Linked DNA regions of Mus musculus: region 1 is linked to region 2. Evidence: chromatin loops called from intact Hi-C (ENCODE). Cell type or tissue: left cerebral cortex. All regions are shown on one strand. Each heading gives the region's core, and the rest is flanking DNA. Links, peaks and the distances in the headings are about the cores only.

Region 1 (12,203 bases), core at 1-8,000, 77 kb after region 2:
CGAGGAGGAAATAAAGACCACTGCCAGTTGGCTGTGCACTCGCTTTTGATACTAAAGAAGTTAGAGCCATCCAACCCTGTAATTATTGCCAGGATTAAAAATTTGTTACTCACATAATCATGAAAGGCTTTTGCTTCACTTGAATGTTCACAAGTGTCTCTCCTTTCAGGAGCTGCACAGTAAAGGTCCCAAAATACACTGCAAATAGAAAAAACAAAGTAAGATCAGGTTACTAATTATTACTTGTGTACACAACAGGGAGTACAGGACGCATGGTACAGCACCAGCTCTCCCAAAGGCTCCATCCTACCTTACAGCACTGGACAAACTCAGCACATAAGATAACTGGACGCAACCGCTCCTGGCAAGCCAGACGTCTGTAACAGCTGCCATGTAAGCAGCTCCTCTATGCTGGGTATCTCCCATCAGTGACACTGTTTGTGGTTAGCAGTCACTAGAGCTCACAAAGGTCAGCACGGCCCGCCCCTGGTTTGTCCACAGAGGGACTTGGATGACATTCTGCCCATCTCGGGGCTCTGTCCCTCTCACCACCCCAAACCAAAATGGCTGCAGCGTAATGTAAAAAGGTTACATTGTCAAAAGTCAGAACACGACCATGATTCATCTGCAGCGCAATCTGGGTGACTCCAGTAATGAAGGAGGCCTTATGGGTTCTTAATCCTTTAGCCTGCATCCCCACCTGTCTATGAGGCAAAAAGAAGGAGCTGTGACAACCAAGAACCTTACCCCTGTCACTAAGCAAAAGGGCCTCCTCAGACAGCACCCATCCAGTACAGAGAAAGTGGGCAGGGTGAGCGCAGCCCAGGGCACAGCACTCAAGACCCTCTGTAATTCTCTGTGATCACTCCAACACTCCACAGTCACAAGAACAGAACAAGTGCCGTCTCCACTATGAGAGTGCTACACAAACACAGGACCTTAGAAACGCCCTATACCAGAACCAAGGCCTAGCCAAACCCAGCTTGAAGGGCACAGTGAACACTGAAACTGAGGTCTAATCTGACTTGTGGTCCAATGCCGCTGGCCCCATCACAGCAAGCTCCACTGTCATTAGAAAGCACCCCCTTCAAGGAGTGCCTAGAACAAAAACCCATCCTCAGCACCCACCCACCCCCAAAAACAGCCGCAGAGTAAACATCCTAACAAGCCAGAGACCACAACCCCTGACAGCCACAACAACCCCTGACAGCCACCACAACCCCTAACAGCCACCACAACCTGAGCCTGTACAGCCAACCTTCCACTCCTGGAACAAGGATTGAAAAGCCACAGGACTTGACTCCAGGAGCCACAGGACAACCAGGTCTCTGCACAACTGCAGATGGAGGCAGGGACTACTCTCCTCCTCCAAAACTGCTTCCTGGAAAGCCCACACTGCAAAGACTTCAAGACACCCTCATTCCCAGCACCCTCAAAATAACGTCTACCCACAAGCCCAAGTTTCTTTAAGACCCACAGCACTCAGATCCATCAATCCCATCAACACGCTCGCTCACCTCTAACAGCCAACCTATCACCCACTCCCGCAGGTGGAATCCTTGCGCCACACCACCCGCCTCCTCCGACCAGGCAGTTGGGTGGTTGGCAAAGGCCATTAAAAACTCATTTTGTCTGCACAAGTTAGAACAGACACTTCATCCTCCCGATGTTCAAAGAGCCTTGAAACAGTACCCTGAGCTGGCAGTCAGGTAGTGCTAACATCCCAACGACACTACACTTGACTCAACTCCACCAACATATCAAAAGCCACCCCTCCTCCTTTCTCCTTTTCAAAAGGATGTGAAAGAGTCCACCTATCAGCCCCACAAGACATCCAGGTCACACACTCAAGACAACTAGCTTAAGGCTCTGACCCTGAGCTTCCCTCCTGCCTGCAAAAAAGACCACAGGCTGCTCAGGCCTGGAGAGAGGGTCAAAGATAAGGAGAGCCGGTCCTGAACAAGCTACAGGCATCCTGCCAGGCCACCTCTGGCTGGTTAAGGTTCTCAGTAAAATAAGGCTTTGTGGTTGCAGGGATGCTGGGGGGGTGGGGAGACGGAGAAAAGGAAGGTCCAGTCAGTCTGAATCAGTGTCTCTACAGGAAGTGCGGCCCTTCTTGCTTTTCTCATGGTCCCTGGAAAAGGCCCAGTGGAGACCTCTTAAGGTTTGGCGTTTCTGGACGCAAACATAAGGGACAGGCCAGTTGCAGAACGGACCTGGTGTCCCCTCCACCCGCCCTGCCCCCACTCCTCTAATTAAAGCAGCATGCAGGATTGACAAAAAAAAACCCTTCCAGCTCTTTCTAAGCCCCCTGCTTGGTGCCCCAGAGTGAGATGGAAAAGCATAACAAAATTCAGTCAGTCCCCACAGGCGGAGAAATGCCAGCAAAAACTTGAGGCAGCACGCAGCCTCTTCTGCCCACTCTCCCTTGCCAAGCCTGGTCAGATCACCCAGGGGTGCTTGTCCGTAGGAGGCAGAGGCTAAAGGTAGAGGGCCTGCTCTGGACCCCCGTCTTTGTTCACTTGGACCCGGACCTCAAAACAAAACACACACACAAAACTATCACACAAACTTACCACCACCACGAGTGCAGGAACCCAGGCGGTTCACCCAGTGTGATGTTTTTTTCCCATCGAATCTAGAAAAGAGGGAGCGGAGGCAGCTTAGAGGGGCAGAAAGGAGGGGGACGCAGGGCCTTCCCCAGCCAAAAGGCTGTGAAGACCAACTAACAATAAATGCCAAAAGGTGATAAAAATTCAAAATGGTGGCCACAGTGGCTGCTCCTGAAAACAAAGGCTCTAAGAATAGTGGGGAGGAGGGGGTGTCAAGAAACTGGATGCTAGGGAAAGAGAAGGAGTCCCACTCACCTCTGATAAGAAGGTCTGTGCAGATTTCTGTGCTCCTACGTGCAGTAAATATTCGTAGACGTATAAAGCTAACCTGGAAAGTGAGGAGTGAGAGGAGAGAGAGAGAGAGAGAGAGAGAGAGAGAGAGAGAGAGAGAGAGAGAGAGGTCAGATCACATTAAGGCTCGCTCTGGACCCTGCCAGTGACTGTGAGCCCGGTCTGTGCCATCCCATTGTGGCCACGACAAGAGGTGAGTACCTATCACCCCAGACAGAACAGCTAGTGGGTGGGTACCACAGACAAGCTGCACCAAGCCGCGGGAGCCGGAGACCGGTCCCCAAACTTGAACTTCCAAGTGGCACTGGGACTAAACCCACCTAGGTCTCGCAAACTCGCAAGCCCCTTACAAGAGCCCTGCCTGAGCCACCCTCCTTTTCCCAGCCCACTTCAGCTCCCTGCTTTAGCCCAGCTTTGGGGTCCGAACGGACTCGGTCCCAGTCCGGGTACTTGGCGCGCTCTGGAGAGGGCAGCAAAGCGCCGCCCTCAGCATCTCCCCCTCAAACAACTGTCCCCCAAGCCTGGGGCCGGGCCGGCGCCGCCAGCCCAGCCCAGCCCAGCCCGGACGCCCCGGAGCGCACCGGGCTGACGGGGAGGCCGCTGGCTGGGTAGGGAGAGCGCTCCCGGGCGAACAAAGCCCCCGGCACGCACTCCTCACGCCGCGGGCGGACAAAAGGAGCCTTCGGGGCTGCAGAAAGCCACGCGCCCCCTGCCCGCACTCGGTGGGCAAAGTAAGGGCCCCGCGCCCAGCGGGCCGAGCGCACCGGCTCCGAGTGGGACCTCGCCCACCCTCGTCGCGGACCCCCGCGCCCGCTCTGCCCCGCGCCTACCAACTACCCTCGCCCACCGCTGCCCTGCCGCCCCTTCAGGGTGCCCCAGCCTCCGCCGGCGCCCAACAATGGGCTCTCCACGCCACCGCCGCCGCCGCGGGGCAGAGACCCGGGCCCCAGGGGCACCAGGCGGCGCGACCCCCGCGCCCACCTGCCTCCCGCCACCCGCGGCGCGGCCCCACTCGCGAGAGGCTTACTTTTCCCGAGCCTGCCCGTCCGAGGGCACCGCCGAGCCTTTGCCTTTGGCAAACATGGCTTGCAGAGAAGAGGGCGCCGAGCCCGCCGCCGCCGCCGCCGCTACCGTCCGGTCTCCCGAGCTGCCCTGCTCCCGGCCCCCTCCCGGCGCTCGCCCGCTCGCTCGCACTCCGCTCGCCGCGCTCCCTCCCTCCCAGGCGCAGGCTCCGCGCTCTTTCCAGCTGTCAAAGCGTCAGCCCCGGCCGCGGCCCCATCGCCCTGGAACTCCTCCCGCGCCGGCTCGGCCTGAGCTGCGCCGCCGCCCGCCCGAAGCCTGCAGCTCGCTTGCTCGCGGCCCGCGCGCCCGCCGCCCGGCTCCGCCTGCGCCGCCCTCTGCGCCTTCAGCACCGCTGCCGCTGCCGCCGCCGCCGCCGCTGGTCTACTTGGAGCTCAACCGAACGTGGCTGCCCCGGCAGGAGCGCGGCGGGCGTCCACGCCCCGCGACGGACGGCCGCGGCGGCCAATCGGCGCGCGGGGGCGGGCCTGGAGGCCGAGAGGGACGCCTGTCAGCACGGCCGCGCCAGTCCCGCTGCGCCTCCTCCGCGAGCCGCTGCCCGCTCGTGCCCCGGCCGGGGGAGCGGGGGGCGAGCCTTGGCGTTGGGGTGGGGCGGTGACTCGAGGGGCTCGGGCGTGGACTGGAGCACCCGGCCGGCGCGGCGGGGACTGGGCGCTGCGACAGCAGGCGCGGACCCCGGCTGGCCCGGCGCGCCCCTTTCCGCGTCGGCCTAGCCCCCAGCGCCCCCGCCTCCCCGTGCTGAGCGTACCCTCAGCGGGCCAGGACCCCGGCCGGCCCTGCTCCCCTCTCCGCCCCACCCCGGGCTGCCTGTGCCCAGCCCTGCCTCCCGAGCCCCGGCCAGGGCTGCACGCGGAGCTGGGCGGCCGAAGCTGGCGCCAAAGCGCGCGGCTGCTTCTTTACTAGATCGTTAAAATACTTTGGGAAACCCCAAAGTGGAGCCGCGCGAAAATGGCCCTTGGCGTGCTCCAGGCAAGCTGTAGGAGGGAAAAGAGGTCTTGGACTAGAGGGAAAGAGAGTTGATTTCTCTCAAATTTCTGAGGTTTGCTAGCCCTGGCAAGTTAGCCTCTCGCCTTTCCACGGGAAAGGGTTCCGTTTGGATGAGGGACGTCACCTGGACGCCTCGCGACTCGGAATGCGCGCCGCAGAAATCTCAAACTTCAAATAAATGGAGCTAAATTGGAGAGTAGGGGACCAGAGTCGGGCGTGGGGGGAGGGGAAGCTTCCATTGTCAATGACCCAGGTGTACAATGGGAAATGGGGGGTTGGCAGAGTGACCAAGCTTTTTGCTCACGACTCCTTTCTGTCCACTCGAGGAACCCAAAAACCTGCAGTGTATTCTCATTGGAGTCTCCAAATCAAAAACTGGTGAGATAAGGGATGGCTCCCCATTTTCATACTGTTTTTAGAGCGCGGTTCTCTTTAAATGTGATAAAACATTGTCGGCACTGTCTCTTTAAAAGAGTCAAGCAGAAAAGCTGTGTAAGCGCTGATTGGCTGCCTGTTTGGATACATCTTTAGGGGAGCCTTGAAACTGTTAGCCTAGGTTGATTTTTTTTTTTTTTAACTGCGCTGTTCCAATAAACAAGTAACGCCCCTCCCCCTAACATGCCTCACACCAAACAATTAAAGGATAGGTCAGTGTCCTGGGGAAAACACGTTTTAAGTAGGAAAACTCAGAACTAGATTTCAACAAAATAAACAATAATTCCCTACCATTAAAGTTTGCTTTTTTTGCCCTGCCGAAGAGAGAAAAGGGGTTTTTAAAAGAAATGCCCCACGGCAAACGGATCTGCACTGGTTCAGGAAGGAGACTCCGGGTGCATTTTTGGAATAATGTTCTACACTTGTAACAGCCTCCCTAAATTAGAATACAGCCAAGCACCGTGGACCCCTCTGGACTCTGCTCTCTGCTAGAAACCAGAGCTCAGACAGAAGAAGGGCAGAAAAGAGAAACACTGAGACCTAGTTTGGGGATGCCAATGCCAGCCCCTAGTTTAAAGGTTGTCTTGTCAAGAAAGGGAGAAGCGTGGAGGTTGGGAGTTGAAATACAATGGTAGGAGAGAAAAGGAAATAATTACAGTTATTTTTCCCCCTAGGCAGTTTAATTTAATAGGGCCAACTTAAGGTACCTTTAGAGCCCGCGCTAATTAAATCGGTCTGCTCATACCCTTCCTCTGGACTTCCATTTTTGATGGGCTAGGAATGGTCAGAGATGGTTTGTCAACACAGTGACTCATTGGTGTCTGCAGGTCCCGCAGATGAGGAGGACCAGTTGGGTCTTGGGGGAGGGAAGGCACTGCCCTTCGGGGGCCCACTGCCGAAGCCCCCTCTCCGGGTTGGCCATGCCTAGCAGCCCAAGAGCTGAGCCACCTCAGAGCCCCTTGCTCATCCTCGCCTGTCAGCTGGCAAAGGTCTGGGGGAGGAGGGGTCTTTTAAAATCTCTGGATAGTCTGATGTTCCAACAGGCTACTATTCCTCTTGCCTTTTCTCCTTTGCAAACGGACTGGCCCCTCCTTCCTGGGCATGTGTGAGAGGAAGGGGGGGGGGGCTGTTTGTTCGGAATCTCTGTGGTCTGCCCTTTGTGGAGGCTTGACAGAGTGAGGCTCCCAGTGGGTTGGTTGGCTAAAGGAAACAGTGAGAGAACCTAGGCAGAGAGACCAGAGGGAGGTGTCTTAGCTCTTGGCAGTGGAGAGGCAGCTAAAGGGTTCCCTAGAAGACAGACCTTTCTCCAGCCCCAGCTAGCATGCTGCAGCTGGCAGTTATCCAGAGTCTTAGTCAGATCATAAGCAGGCCCAAACACCCATAGGTGGCCTTTCTGCCCCTAACTTATCTTTTCCCACTAGGTTCTCCTGCCTCCCTTAGAGCACATTTTTGGGCTGACACCTCTACTTGGAATGCCCCTCACCCCAAGCCCTTTCTCTCAACTATCTTCAAAACCTAACACTCCTCCACAGATAGCGCCTTCCAAAACTGCCTGCTCCGATCCCGTCAGCTTGGATCTCATTTGTTCAACTGAACCTACAAAGAAGTCCTCCCTCTATCCAGCCCATTGTGTAAGCCACTTGTTTACTGTCTGTCTGCCCCACCAGACAGAAAGGGAAGACCTACATTTTAATCATCTGGGTATCTCCTGAACCCAGCACAGGTTCCATACCTGTGTGTATTCGGACCTAACGGGACACCAGGGGACCCAGGGGAGGAAAAAAAAACAACACCCCAGGCCTGAAGTAGCTCTGGGCTGGGTGAAGAGATAAGAAACTGACACCACCCACAATAGGATTAGATCAGACCACGCCCTCTGCTAAGCCCCACCCACCACAGCCTCTTCCACCTGGAAGTACTATACTGTCACATCCCAGAGTGACCAAGCCATTTCTTTCAACTTCTCCTCTCCCAATCCTTTTGTTTCAGAACCTGTTTATTAAACACCTACTATGTAGCATACGCTACCCCGAGCACAGAGTAGTAACCCAGACATAAACACAACCACTTATCCTGTGAGGCTTCCACTGTTGTAAAACTCTCTGCTGGGAGCCTCTTCCTGTGACACACGACTTCCTTACTCCAGCTGGACGGTCGAATCCCCTACTGAGGGACTTCCTGTGCACCCACCCCACCCCCCACCCCGAAGCTTCCAGGCTGCAAGTAAGTTACTCCTCCAGCAGACCAGATCCGAGTGCCAGGCACCAGGCTACACCTTACTTGAGTGCGATCCACTAAGCACACCCCCCTCCACCCCCATAGAAACATGACTCCACTCCTTGGGGTGAGGGAGCTTGCCATTCCACTGGGGACTGCCACATCCAGCGACGATGCTAAAAGAAACAAGGATCAGGACAGATGAAAAACTAGCCCGCTTCTTCCTCTCCCAAGACTGCGGAGGGTTGGAGCGGGTCAGGCCTTGGAAAGGTAGCAGTCGAAAGAGACCTGAAGCCAGTGAGCTCAACCCAAGGAAGCCGTGCTTGCCAAGGACGCCAGGGTATCTGGTTTCCTCTGGCTGGTTCTCAGCTCTCTTGGTGGTGTGGTGGTGTTCCTCACAGCTGCTGGAGGCTAAGCCCTCCTCCCCTCTGAGCCTGTTGGGACAGAAGCTTAGTTAGCATCCAGCCCTTCCCCCCTCCTGCCCCCAGCACAGTCCAGGGAATCCTACGGAGATTCTTCCATCAAAATCGCCACCAGCTCTGCAGGAAGCCTTGGCCAGCCCCTAGTCAGCCCGGGTTTGGGCTGGAATTCCCCCCCCACCCCCGGGCATTAGGGGCTCCCTGGGAAGGGTGCAAATTCCAGCGTCTGAAGACCTGGTTTCCAAGTCCCCATTGCTTTGCTGGAAGCCTTTGGGCAAGAGGTAGCCCAAGAGGAGCGTGTCCTGTCTGGGTAGTGAGGGTCTTACTGTCCAGGGCAAGGGCTTGAAGGCAGAACTAGGGGAAAGATAGGGAGTCACATTCCAGGCTATTTGGCATCTGGATGGATGGGGAGCAAAGAAGAGGTCAGGACTGGAGAAAGTTTCTGCAAACTGAAAAAAAAAAAAAAAAAAAAAAAAGATGACCATTGGGGCTGGAGAGGGGGCAAGTAAGAAAGAGTAGTTGCTATGGCTGAAGAAAGTTGGCATTCAGCTCCTGGTGCCCCGTTAGGACAGCTCTCAGCCACCTGGAATCCCAGCTCCAGGGGGCCCAACAGCACACAGACATATACATATAATTTTTAAATAACAAAAATTCATACTTTTGGTCAGGTAGTACTGGTGCATGCCTTTGATCCCAGTAGTCTGGAAGAAGAGCCAAGCAGATCTAAGTTTGAGGCCAGCCTGACCTACAGAGTGAGTTCTAGGACAGCCAGAGCTACACAAAGAAACCATGTCTCAGGAAAAAAAAAAAAAACTTTTTTAAAGAGATGGTCACTAGCTAGGCATTGTGGTGCATGCCTGTAATTCCAGCTGTTGGTATCAGGACCTCTGAAACCCATGACATCACATAGGGGGGACCGAACACCTGTTGCCAAGGCAACAGCCACCATATTCCCAGAATCCACTTGGCTCACCTCCCACTTTTACCTGTCACGTCATCACCCATATATTAAAAAAGGCCCCATATCTATCTCTCTCTCCCCCTCTCCCCCTCTCCCCCTCACCCCCTCTTCCTCCCATTCTCTTTCTGCCACCACCTTGCCCCTCTGTAGAACTGTTTGACCTGGTGTGGTCCTGGTTGACGATCATAACACCAGCACTCCAGGAAGTAAAGGCAGAAAGGTTCAGGAGTTAAAAGCCAACCTTGGCTAGGTTTCAGGTTCACTGTGCTACATAAAACCCTGTTTAAAAAGAAAAAAAAAAAAAAATAGGGGGCTGGAGAGATGGCTCAGCGGTTAAGAGCACTGACTGTTCTTCCGAAGGTCCTGAGTTCAAATCCCAGAAACCACATGGTGGCTTACAACCATCCGTAATGACATCTAACGCCCTCTACTGGTGTGTCTGAAGACAGCTACAGTGTACTTACATATAAATAATAAATCTTTTTTAAAAATGAGATTTAAAAAAAGAAAAGAAAAAATAATAATAATTCCAAGCCAAAAGGAAGTAGCACAGGCCTTTCATTCCCAGCACTCACAGGCAGAGGCAGGATGCTTACAGGTTTTGCTAAAGAAGAAAGAAAGTGGATTGGAGTTTAAAGTCAAACATGCTTTGGAATGCCTCTCAGTAGACATCATAATTCGATGTTGTAGTAAAACACGTTTTAGGAAATGTATAGGATGGGTCTAGTTTGAGCTAGAAAGCACCTACTATGTGCTCCGTGAGTATAGGTAACTATCAGAAGGCCATGTCCAAATGGCTTCTAGAAGTGGCCACTGACTACAGTGGTTCCTCATTCCACTTGGCCTTCTGTGGGGTCTCTGTTCTCACTTCTGCTCTCTTAATAGTTGTGCCCTCATACACATACATACACATACACACACATACACACACACACACACACACACACACACACACATACACACACACACTCCCTGGCAGCCCCTTACTTCCTCTAGGTCAGTAGCGCCACTCCCTCCCTAAGGAGCCCAGAGAAAGACACCTGGTCACTTCCAGTCTGCTTTTCTCCATAGCAACCATCACCACTTGCCAGAGTATATGTTTATTTATTTATTTATTTTCTCACCTGCCTTCCTCATTAGGGTTGGGGCACTCGGGGGGGGGGGGGGGCTTTATCTTAAAGCTGAATGATTCATTTAGCAAGGGGATTCTGAACTCCTGGCCTTGGTGGTGCACTGGTCAGCGATGGGTGTACAATAGTGAGAGCAAGCTGATGTCTCAAGGACCCTTCTGTGTGGAGCTAAGAGGCCAGCAGAAAAGACAAGGTTAATTCCGCAGGCACGCAGGTACTTAAGTCATTACAGACTGTGCCAAGTGCTAGGAGCAATCAAAAAAGAGAGGGCCAGACAGCCCAGACAAGAGCAAACAACAGCAGACTGATCGGGTGGATGAAGGCCGGTGGGGAAGGAGGGTTTCTCCAGAGAGGTGACCATAACTCTGTGTTCTAAAGGATGAAAGGAAGAAACTATGGGGGCGTGGGTGAGAGGGTTGAGAGGGGAGTTGGTGGCAGGAAGAGCTCTGCCAGGGAGAATTATTGATAGCTGGCCCTTACCTCACGGTAGCCGCAGAAGGCTCCTATGTTCTGTGCATCTTGCTTGCTATCATGTCAGAGATTGCGCATGACACAAAACAGGAGTTGCCTAAGGGGGCGCTGCCAGGTAACAGTGCAGGAAGCAGGCAAATGAGCAAAGACTGGGGTCATACCCAGCAGGGTGGCGGTTACCGAAAAGCAAGGCCACACACAGCAAACAGGAAGTGAGGAGAGTTGAGGATGTAGAGATGTAGGAATCCATCTGTACTGTTGGTGGACATAGGAATCCATCTGTACTGCTGGTGGGCAATGTAACGACCTCTGCGAAGAACATTGCGGAAAGTTACCTCAAGAGCCATCATTTCTATTTCTGAGAACAAAAAGCAGGAGTCCAGCTGCACATCAGTGTCCACAACAACACTGCCACAAGGGCCAGAGGACGAAAATGACCCACATGGGGCTGGAGAGATGGCTCAGCGGTTAAGAGCACTGACTGCTCTTCTAGGGGTCCTGAGTTCAATTCCCAGCAACCACATGGTAACCACATGGTGGCTCATAACCATCTGTAATGGGATCCAGTGCCCTCTTCTGGTGTGTCTGAAGGGTGCAACAGTGTACTCACGTACATAAAATGAATAAATCTTTTTTTAAAAGAGAGAGAGAGAGAAGAAAATGACCCCCATGTCCACCTATGAATGGGTAAATACAATGGTACACCTCATGGAGTAGTATTCAGCCTTATAAAGGAAGGGAGAGGAGGAGGGATCATAGCAGAAGGGGAAAGGGAAGGCGATTTTGAGGAGGCATGGTGACATAGCCCTGTAATCAGAAGCCAGGCTAAAGCAGGAAGATCATGAGCTACAGGAGGGGACGCTGTATTCAAAAGGAAGAAAGGAAGAAAATTAAACATTTTCAAAAAGAGCTGAGTATAGAGGCAAAAAACTGATAATCCCAACACTGGGGTGGAAGGAGTACGAGTTCAAAATCAGCCCTGGCTACATACCAAGTTCAAGGCCAGCCTGGGATAGTTGAGATCCCGTCGAGAGAGAGAGAGAGAGAGAGAGAGAGAGAGAGAGAGAGAGAGATTCTTATGCATATTTCAACGTGGGTGACTTAGGTCTGCTAACTAACAAAATGCTAAGGAACAATCGCTTTGTGAGTCCACTGGTGTAAGGAGTCACACTCAGGAGGGATATAGGGAACAGGGACAGTAGGTACAACTGCAAAGATGGAGAGACTCTGGAGTCAGACATGTGAGGCTGCCCAACCATGTGGACTCCATGCTACCCACTCTGGACTTAGAATAGTTAACTCAGTTCCTTGCATGGAATGTGGCTTTTACTTTTTTTTTTTTTTTACCTTTATTTTCATGGTTTATTTATTTTAGTTTATGTACATTGGTGTTTTGCCTGCATGCATGTCTGTGTGAGAGTATTCTTTCCCCTGGAACTAAAATTACGGACAGTTGTGAGCTGCCATGTAGGTGATGGGAATTGAACCTGGGAACTCTGGAAGAGCAGCCAGAGCCCTTAAACTCTGAGCCATATCTCTAGACCTTACCATATTTTTGGTTGGTTGGTTTGGTTTGGGGGTGGGGAGTTGGTGGTGGTGG
Region 2 (8,000 bases), core at 1-8,000:
CCTGCTGTGGCCTGTGCCCGTTATGCCACACTAGTGTCACTGCTCAGGAACCTTGACAGCACCCACTTTGGTATCCAGCTCTAGGAGTATAGAACAGGTCCTGCCACCAAAGAGACCTTGGCTCAGTATTTTCACAAACGAGTATTTTCACCAGGACTTCTCAATACCTAAGGTGCCAACCTGTGCAGTCTCTGCAAATACCTTCTCATTCAGCTCTTAGATCACTCTGAAGTACAGACAGTAAAGTGCAGAGAAAGTCCTAGGCCAAACAGCCCCAAACAGGTCTGCCACTCACTGGGCAAATCCTGTTTCTTTATTCACTGTCCTACTGGTGCTTCCTGGAATCCCTTGCTACAAAGGATTCACGTACATGGTCATGCTCTAAGTGCCAATTATGTCCTGGCAGGGTGGGGGAGGGGGTATGTGAAAGAGGGGAGAACAGGCAGGGCTCCAGAAGGGCAGGTCATTCTAGGCAACAGCTCCAAGGGTCAGGCGAAGGCAGCAAGAGGGCAGAGACAGGCTCCCTCAGTCATCACCACAGTCAGGTAGGTATCATCCTATGTTTGCCAGGAGGCAGAAAGGCTATCAGAGAAAGGCCAGAGGCTGAACAGTGGGTGTTGTCAGAGAACATCCCAGGTCTGCCACTGTAGGCAGGTCTCACACAGCACAGATAATCACATTCACAACACCCAGAAAAACAATAGTGCCACCATCACCATGAAGGAGCGAACTCATGGACTTCTAGGCTATTACATCTGTTTGTTGTCATTAAGACATCTCACTATGTAGCCCAGGCTGGCCTCAAATCTGGGATTCCCTTAGTTCAGTCTCCTGAGTATGGAGACCAGGCACCACCTTGGCTGGTTTAAACGACTTCTCAACTGAGAAGGAAAGAGCCCTCCCTCTCTCACCAGTGAGAAGCAGAGGCTGACTAGGAGAGGTGCCTTTGTCTCAAGGTAACTGGTCCCTCTTCACTTTCTTAAGGGACACAGCACCTACCTAGGACACATCCCAGGGGTTAGATTTCCTGCTTTCCGATGTCACAGCTGGGGAAAGCACAGTTTAGATCCATCTCTGGGTGGAGACAGATCAGGAGAGCAGAAAGTTCCTTTCCTGCCCAGGGCCACGCCTGCTCTTAGAACAGAAGCAAGGGAACCCTAGACTCGGTACTCTTGATAAAAACAAACCAACCATAGCAGGAAAGAAGCCCTCACTTTAGAACCCTCATCTGCTTCTTTGCCTAGCAGGGCTCTTACCTGCAAACTGCTTCCCATGAACTGACAGTCAATTATCCTCCCTATGTGTGAATATGCTGACCTATGTCCCAGTGGAATATGACGTACATTCCTCAGCAACCTTTCCCAAACTTACTGATGGAGTTCCCCCTCTACCTGTCACTACCTGCTGGCATCCTTCTAGCCAGACTGGCCACAGTCTGGTTCATTTCATATTTTCCTAGAGCCATCCACCCGTTTCTATAGTTCCTATAGATGCAAGTTGTGCTTGTACACTGCCCAGACAGTAGACATGACACACTGGCCAAGTAAGAATGGGAGCAGTGTGAGGACACACACTTTGGATCCTGTAAGCCATGGGCTGGTATCAAAGAGCATATATCCACTTCTGGAACTGGGAAGCTGCAAGTTCAAACAGGCAGGGATTTTCAGGCCAGGACACCAGGTTCATAATTAGCAAGTGCTGAATTACTTGAAACCAGCCTGACAAAGAGAAGTTTAAAAACAGAACAAAACAAAAGAAAACAAACAAAAACACACCAGCCATTTTTACTCTTACCTAGGTCACCAGAGATAAGTGGGGAGGCAAGCTATAAGAGGAGCGAGGGCCGGGACCCTGACATCTTGAGGACTGCTGCTGCTATTCTGTACCTATCTTTTCTGCCCTTACCTTCAACCCTGGGGCTCCAAAAAGCAAAGATCAAACAGCATTCCTGCCGCTCCCCAGCTGACACCTAGGCCTACTGACTGTCATCAGATCATACTGCGTACAGGCTTGCACACATGTGTGGTGTGGTGTGTGTGGTGTGTGTGTGTATGTCTGTCTGTCTGTCTCATTCTTCCTGTATTTGTAAAAATACATTAGATGACATTTTCAAGCTCAACTCAATCCAAAAAAAAAGTCAAAAGTCTCACCAGAGACATTCATCAATAATTAAAATAAAAAGAAGAGTAGAAGGGGTTTTGATTTCTAGTAAGTCAGAGATTTGTTTAAGTTGCAGTTTTGTTTTGTTGTGTGTTTTGCAGACAGGGTCTTACTATGTGGCCCTAGAGAGCTGGACTGAGAGATACCCATTTAAGACTACTCTTTGGGGCTAGAGAGATGGCTGTGTGGTTAAGAACATTGGCTGTTCTTCCAGAGAACCCAAGTTCAAATCCCAGCATCCACATGGCAGCTCACAGTGGTCTGTAACTCTGGCTCCTGAGGCTCTGTGCCCTCGAAGCCATTGAGGAAGAGAACACCAATGCTCATAAAAATAATAAACCTTTAAAAAAGAAAAAAAACCCTAGTCTTTAAAAAACGTGTAATAAAAGACAATTTCTGTCTGGAGGTTCATGCAAGACAAATATCACTAGCTTGGGATAATTAGAGAGAGAGAGAGAGAGAGAGAGAGAGAGAGATGAAATGCTGGACTGAGCCATCACCACAACTAAATTATACTGCTCTTCTGACAAGCCCTAAGGGGCACACACAGAACAAGCTCCTGTGACTCAACTGAGGACACCTCAGAGGTGCCAGCACAGGTACACAATCGAGCGCTCTGGCTGGGGCATTTAAGATGATCAAGCTGATTCTGTAATCTTATTAACACCACTCCTCTACTAAGCTGCCCTGAGTCTTAGCCTGAAGGAGTCAGGCCTGAGTCCTGCCCTGGGGGAAGTAACATCCAATTTTGCCTCTCAGCACCCCCCAATATCACTGGTCACAGTGCCCACACTGGATGGAGCCAGGTCCAGATAACCTTGGCCAGCACAGACCTATTTGGCAGTGGAGGAGGCTAACACGGTAACCAAGCAATACCAGTTCCTCCTGAGCACAGCTAGAGGGCAGAGTGCTGGCTGAAACAGCTAGCCTTGCCTTCTGAGGATATTTGGGCAAATGCCCCTATGGACTGAAGGCCATGAGAAATTTTTTGTCCTTACGCACATATACAATGAGCTGAGAGATCTCCAGGCGGTCAGAAAGTTGGCTTCTCTGCCACTCGCTGTTGCTGACACCACTCAGTAACTCAAAGACACTGGAGTGGTCTTGAATCCCCAACTCCCCAATTGTCCTGTACTCAGAAATAACCAAAAGCTTTAGCTGCTGCCAAAAAAGAAAACAGAAAGAAAAACCGCAGGAACACACCAAATCCATGTCCAGCTCCTTTGCCCCTTGGAACAAAACCCATTGGAGACACACACAAAGAAGGGAGGCAAGACAAAGGAAAGGCCAGGTCACACTTGACAAGGAGCTTTCTTGTCGTTTCCAAAACAGAACTGTCCTCCATTAAAGCGCTCTTGTTGCTCGGATGTTGGTGCGGGAAAGGAGGGGCTCACAACTCTCAAACAAAAGCAGGGCCTGGCGGGTGGGGAGGCCTGGGCAGGCTCTGTCTCCCTGCACCTTGTATGCCTTTGAATGCCCGCAGATCTAGGTCCAGGGCTGGCAGCTGTCTGTTATTATCTCAGCAACTCCAAGGGCCCCGGACCAGGGAGTGTGTCCCGAGCAGGTGAACACCATCTGCCTGGCTCTGGTGAGATGTTCCTCTTCGTGCCTGCTGCTGCCCGCCAGCTGTATGGCCCAGAGGAGTCACAGGGAGTCTACGCACCCTCCCAGGACAGTACTTTAACCCTAGTCAAAGGTCCCTCTCCCTTGGTCATCACCTGGCATTTAAAAACACTGGTCACCTCTGAAAGAAAAATTTTAAGGTTTTCTGTCAGGGAGGATGTGCAGAGTGTGGGACATAAGAAAACAAGAGCCCACTGACACACCTTCCCAGAGGCTAATTTTAAGAAGGGTTTTTAATTGATCTATAAAGAAAAAATTCTACCTGCCTTTTAAAAAGCACTCCCTGCATTAGCTAAAACATTCCCAACACACCCTAGCCCATTTCCTCCCTCCCTGGCCCTCCCAGTTTTAATGGGGGTAAGTGGCTCCCTGATGCAATCTACAAGGCCGGGTGGATCCAGACCACAGGGAGGGAAGAAGCCGGGTGGGAAGCAGGTCTGCTGGGTCGGGTTCACAAGGGGTGACTCTGAAGGTCTGCAGTTCTGGCTCTGCCTTTTCACTCCCCTTCCCTCTCCTCCTTCCCTCCACTATTTTATAGGTTCCTGCATTTTTGCTGCTGGGCTACTAAACAACTGTAGGTGGTATCCTACACCACATGACAAGCCAGTGACCCACCCTGCTCTAAGAGGCCGACTTATGGGTCTCACCAAGGAGAAAGGTTTTGGTGGATAGGTAGGATAAGCCTGCCTGCCTGCCCTTGGGTCTGGATTTGAGGATGGGGGTGATGGCACCTACAGGAAGCATCATGTGTCCTCATTCTTGGAAGGAGTATGCAGAAGGGATACACCCCTAGTGCCATTTCTCTGGGGCTCTCAAGCAATAAGAATTCTGCAGCTGGACATACTGCTTCCTGGGGTGAGGAAGGTCAGGCAAAGGCGGTCCCTGAGTAGAGAGCTGGTTGTCCCAGAAGGGGGCAGCAAAGTGAAGGTCTGATCATGGGCAGCCACCAAGCTCCAGAGTCTGAGATAGGACCAGGCTACATGCGACACACGGCAGCTCAAATGCCCACGGAAAGGGCTCTCTTTTCCTGAACAAAAGCCAGAAAGGATGAGCCCAAAATGCCAGAGGCAGCTCCTGAAGAACCCTGGGTGCTGGTGTGCTCTTGGGACTCCCTAACTCGCAGGACCTGTTGTGGAGCTTAGCTTGTAAAGACAGAGGAGCTTGCAAAGAGCTTGTGGAAACAATGGCAGGAAGCCGCTGGCCACACAGGTCCCTAATCAGAAGTGAGTCAGCCAGCCACAGGGCTGAGCCATCCTGGCTTCTATCCTCCATCACCATTGGGAAGAGAGGCAAAGAGAGGCCACTCACTGCACTGAAGGAACAGGCCTTCTGCACCCGGAGCCCACATTGTAGTCAAGTTCTAAGGTCTTCAAGTGGAGGACAAGCTAAATTCCTGTCAGCACACAAGCCGTACCAGTAAGGCAACTTGGTGGGTAAGAACACGTGCTGTGTAAGCATGAAGACACACACAAAAAGCTGGGCATGGCCACCTGTGCCCTACTATAGCACTGGAGAGTACAGACAGGTAGATCCTGAGAGCTTTGTATCTTACCAGCCCAACCAACAACCAACCAACCAACCATACACACAACCAACCAACAACCCAACCATACAAACAAACAAAAACTGTGACAAGAAGGGACAAATTTGCTGGGTGTGGTGGCGCATGCTTTTAATCCCAGCATTCGAGAGGCAGAGGCAGGTGGATTTCTGAGTTCGAGGCCAGCCTGGTCTACAAAGTGAGTTCCAGGACAGCCAGGGCTATACAGAGAAATGAGAAACCCTGTCTCGAAAACCAAAAAAAAAAAAAAAAAAGGAAGGGACAAACTTAAGGTCATGAAATCCCCCAGCCCAGAGCAGGGGCTAAAGGGGCTAACATGGAGCATGTGTCCAGTCCCCCTAGACCCCTGCATAGTGACACATCTCAGTGAGTCCCTCTGTGTGCAAGGAAGCCCCACTGACAACTGATCCTCACAGTGCTAGAAACTTTCGCCAATAAGCTGCTGCCGCCTTTGACTTAGTTCAAACCTCCTAGCCCATGCCAGGGGCTGCTTGTAGCTCCCACCTTGTTGTGGGAGACACAGAGCCTTATAACACTACACCCTGTGGGAGCTATTAGACTGTGAGTCTCCCCTCTGGTGCCAGGTGATGGATCCAACTTCCTGAAAATATGCATCCTCCTTGAATCTACTTCAGAAAGGCAGGCCTAGGTGGGAGGCTAGGGAGGGGCTGGGATGGGAAGGAACATCCTGTCTGCATCAGAGCAGGGAGGTGGCTCTGGAGCCACTCATGTGCACTTCAGCCTTTCCCCCCTCCTCAAGCAGGAAGTGTTCACTGGACGAACAAACATGCATCTGGGGTCACACTAGGGTTAGGGCAGTGGAGCCAACTCTGATTTGTGGAAATGAGCCATCCAAGACAATGGGTCTACAAGCCACAGAAATCAGCTCCAGATGCAGGCCAGAGACAGCGGCCTAGGGACCTGCAGGGTAATCAATCCTGCTGATGGTTTATTCTCCAGAGGAAGATCTGGGGGAGGGGGCTGTACCGCGTGGCTCCAGCACAATGGGAGGCAGCTGGGAGCACAGCCCCAGGACGCTCCTCTAAAGCCTGAGAATCCGGTCGGCTGTTCTGCCTCTGGCCTTCCTATCTTCAGCTAGAACCCGGGAGGGAGCAAGGGACACACCGCACTCAACCGTATGCCTGTGCCCTGGAGTCAATGTCCAAGGCCTCACATGGAAAGTGTAAAGTGTGAGGTCTTAGGCAGCCCTCCCTCTGCAAACATCACCTCTGCCCTGTGTCTGGAGTGGATGCTGCTTAGGTTCAGAGAGCTGGGCTTTCCGAAACTCCAGAGCAGGGAGTGGGAGGGCCTTTACTTTTAGACCTAGGAGGCAACCAAGTGGCTGAGATGGGAGACAGAGGGAACCAAGGCAGACAGGCAACAAGGAACTGAGCTGGAGCCAGTAGCCAGGTCTCCCTGATGAACCCGAGGCTCCTCCTTGCCAGCTCCCAACCTGGACTTAGTCTCCAGGCAGAGAATTACTTGGCAGGGCTGGGAGGGAGGGAGAGTGAAATGAAGTTCTGAGGATCTACTATGGAGCACAAGCATCACGGACAATCAGAAAGGAGGGCGGCGCCCCATTTCACTGAGCTCTCAGGTCCACAAGAAGGCTCTTCTACATCACACACTGTGACGTGCAGAGACATGGCTGTCACCCTGGGCCCTCACCTGACACATGGTTAAGTGCACAGGTACAGGAGTTAACTAGATGAGAAGTTACAGTTGCCAAGACAAGAATACTGAACTTAAATTCCTTTAGGTTCTGCTTTAAAATTACTTTGTCAAAGGGTGTTTCTGAAGTCTGTAGAGCTGGGTCTCACACCAGTATAGAGGAAGCTGCCCCGTCTGGCGTGTAAAGCCCATGCAGTCAAAAGCTACCTATGTACTGGCCAAGAAGGGAATAGGAGCCTAACCTCCCTTAATCAGCAGGAATGGGGGAAGGGAGTTTAAAATCTCAAGAACAAAAGAAAGGCAGAGCTTGTCACTCTGGCCCTGATCATCCATGGCACCCTATCCAACCATCTGTCACGTCATATAGAAATTCCCTGTGTGTGATTCTGTCTGCCTGGAGTGACTGCTGGCTCTTCTCCATCTCCCAGTCCCACTGAGCTTGGTGCCCAAGAGGCCCCACAAATACTCTTGAATAAAATGATGCATCAGGGTTTATACTAGAGCCTTCGGTGCACAAAGCCAGCCCTGGGGTACTCATTTCTTGATAGTCAGGCTCTCTAGGCCACAGCTTACTTCCTTTTGCCATCTCTGAGAGAAAGCGTAGGCAGCCATCTTGATCCAGCACAATGGATCAAGGTCACGTGTGGTCCACCTGGGACTCCCTTCTTACTTCTTGGAATATGGGATAACGGAGAGCTTACTGCACTTCACCTATACCAAGTGCTGTGCAAGCAGGCTAGTGTGTAAGGTAGGTAGTTAGAGCTACAACAGTATCTATGAAGAGCTAAACCACAGTAAAAGTACAGTTAGGGCAAGTCTTTCTGTACTGCCTGTGTCTGTGTAACAAATAAGTCAAGGGCCTTGAAATGAGCCCATCCTTCCTCATCCAGTCACTTCTGGGGATTTACCCCAAGGAAGCCATGGAGAATGAACTGCAAAGGTGTTCACTGCAGTGCTGTGTAGAGTGCAGGATAAGAGGGAAGGG

The links. Hi-C counts contacts between places; a loop is a spot of excess contacts. Peaks named below come from ENCODE experiments on the same cell type or tissue, not always from the same donor. Only the 100,000 strongest peaks of a DNase experiment are listed, where the experiment ranks them.
Region 1: a loop joins it to region 2, with 5 times the contacts of the local background. A loop is called at or near these places in 22 of 42 quality-filtered maps.

What each region holds. Positions count from the first base shown.
Region 1 is chr4:106,903,640-106,915,842 of GRCm38, reverse strand. Ssbp3 (single-stranded DNA binding protein 3) reads right to left here and starts at 4,373. Exons shown (of 18, transcript NM_023672.2): 1 at 3,931-4,373; 2 at 2,868-2,940; 3 at 2,577-2,638; 4 at 114-198. The coding sequence starts at 3,986. It overlaps Gm52672 (a long non-coding RNA gene), which reads right to left and starts at 10,726. Exons shown (of 3, transcript XR_003955091.1): 1 at 10,613-10,726; 2 at 9,164-9,281; 3 at 8,251-8,490. In left cerebral cortex, for the core only: a CTCF peak has its summit at 3,374; DNase peaks (open chromatin) are centred at 4,380, 4,943, 5,468, 6,748 and 1 more place; H3K4me3 peaks cover 4,858 bases; H3K27ac peaks cover 2,957 bases.
Region 2 is chr4:106,984,862-106,992,861 of GRCm38, reverse strand. All of the region lies in intron 4 of Ssbp3 (single-stranded DNA binding protein 3), which reads right to left. Among named protein-coding and RNA genes, the nearest start is that of Gm12786, 38 kb to the left of the region's middle. In left cerebral cortex, for the core only: CTCF peaks have their summits at 3,049 and 4,669 (motif pointing right); DNase peaks (open chromatin) are centred at 3,031 and 4,703.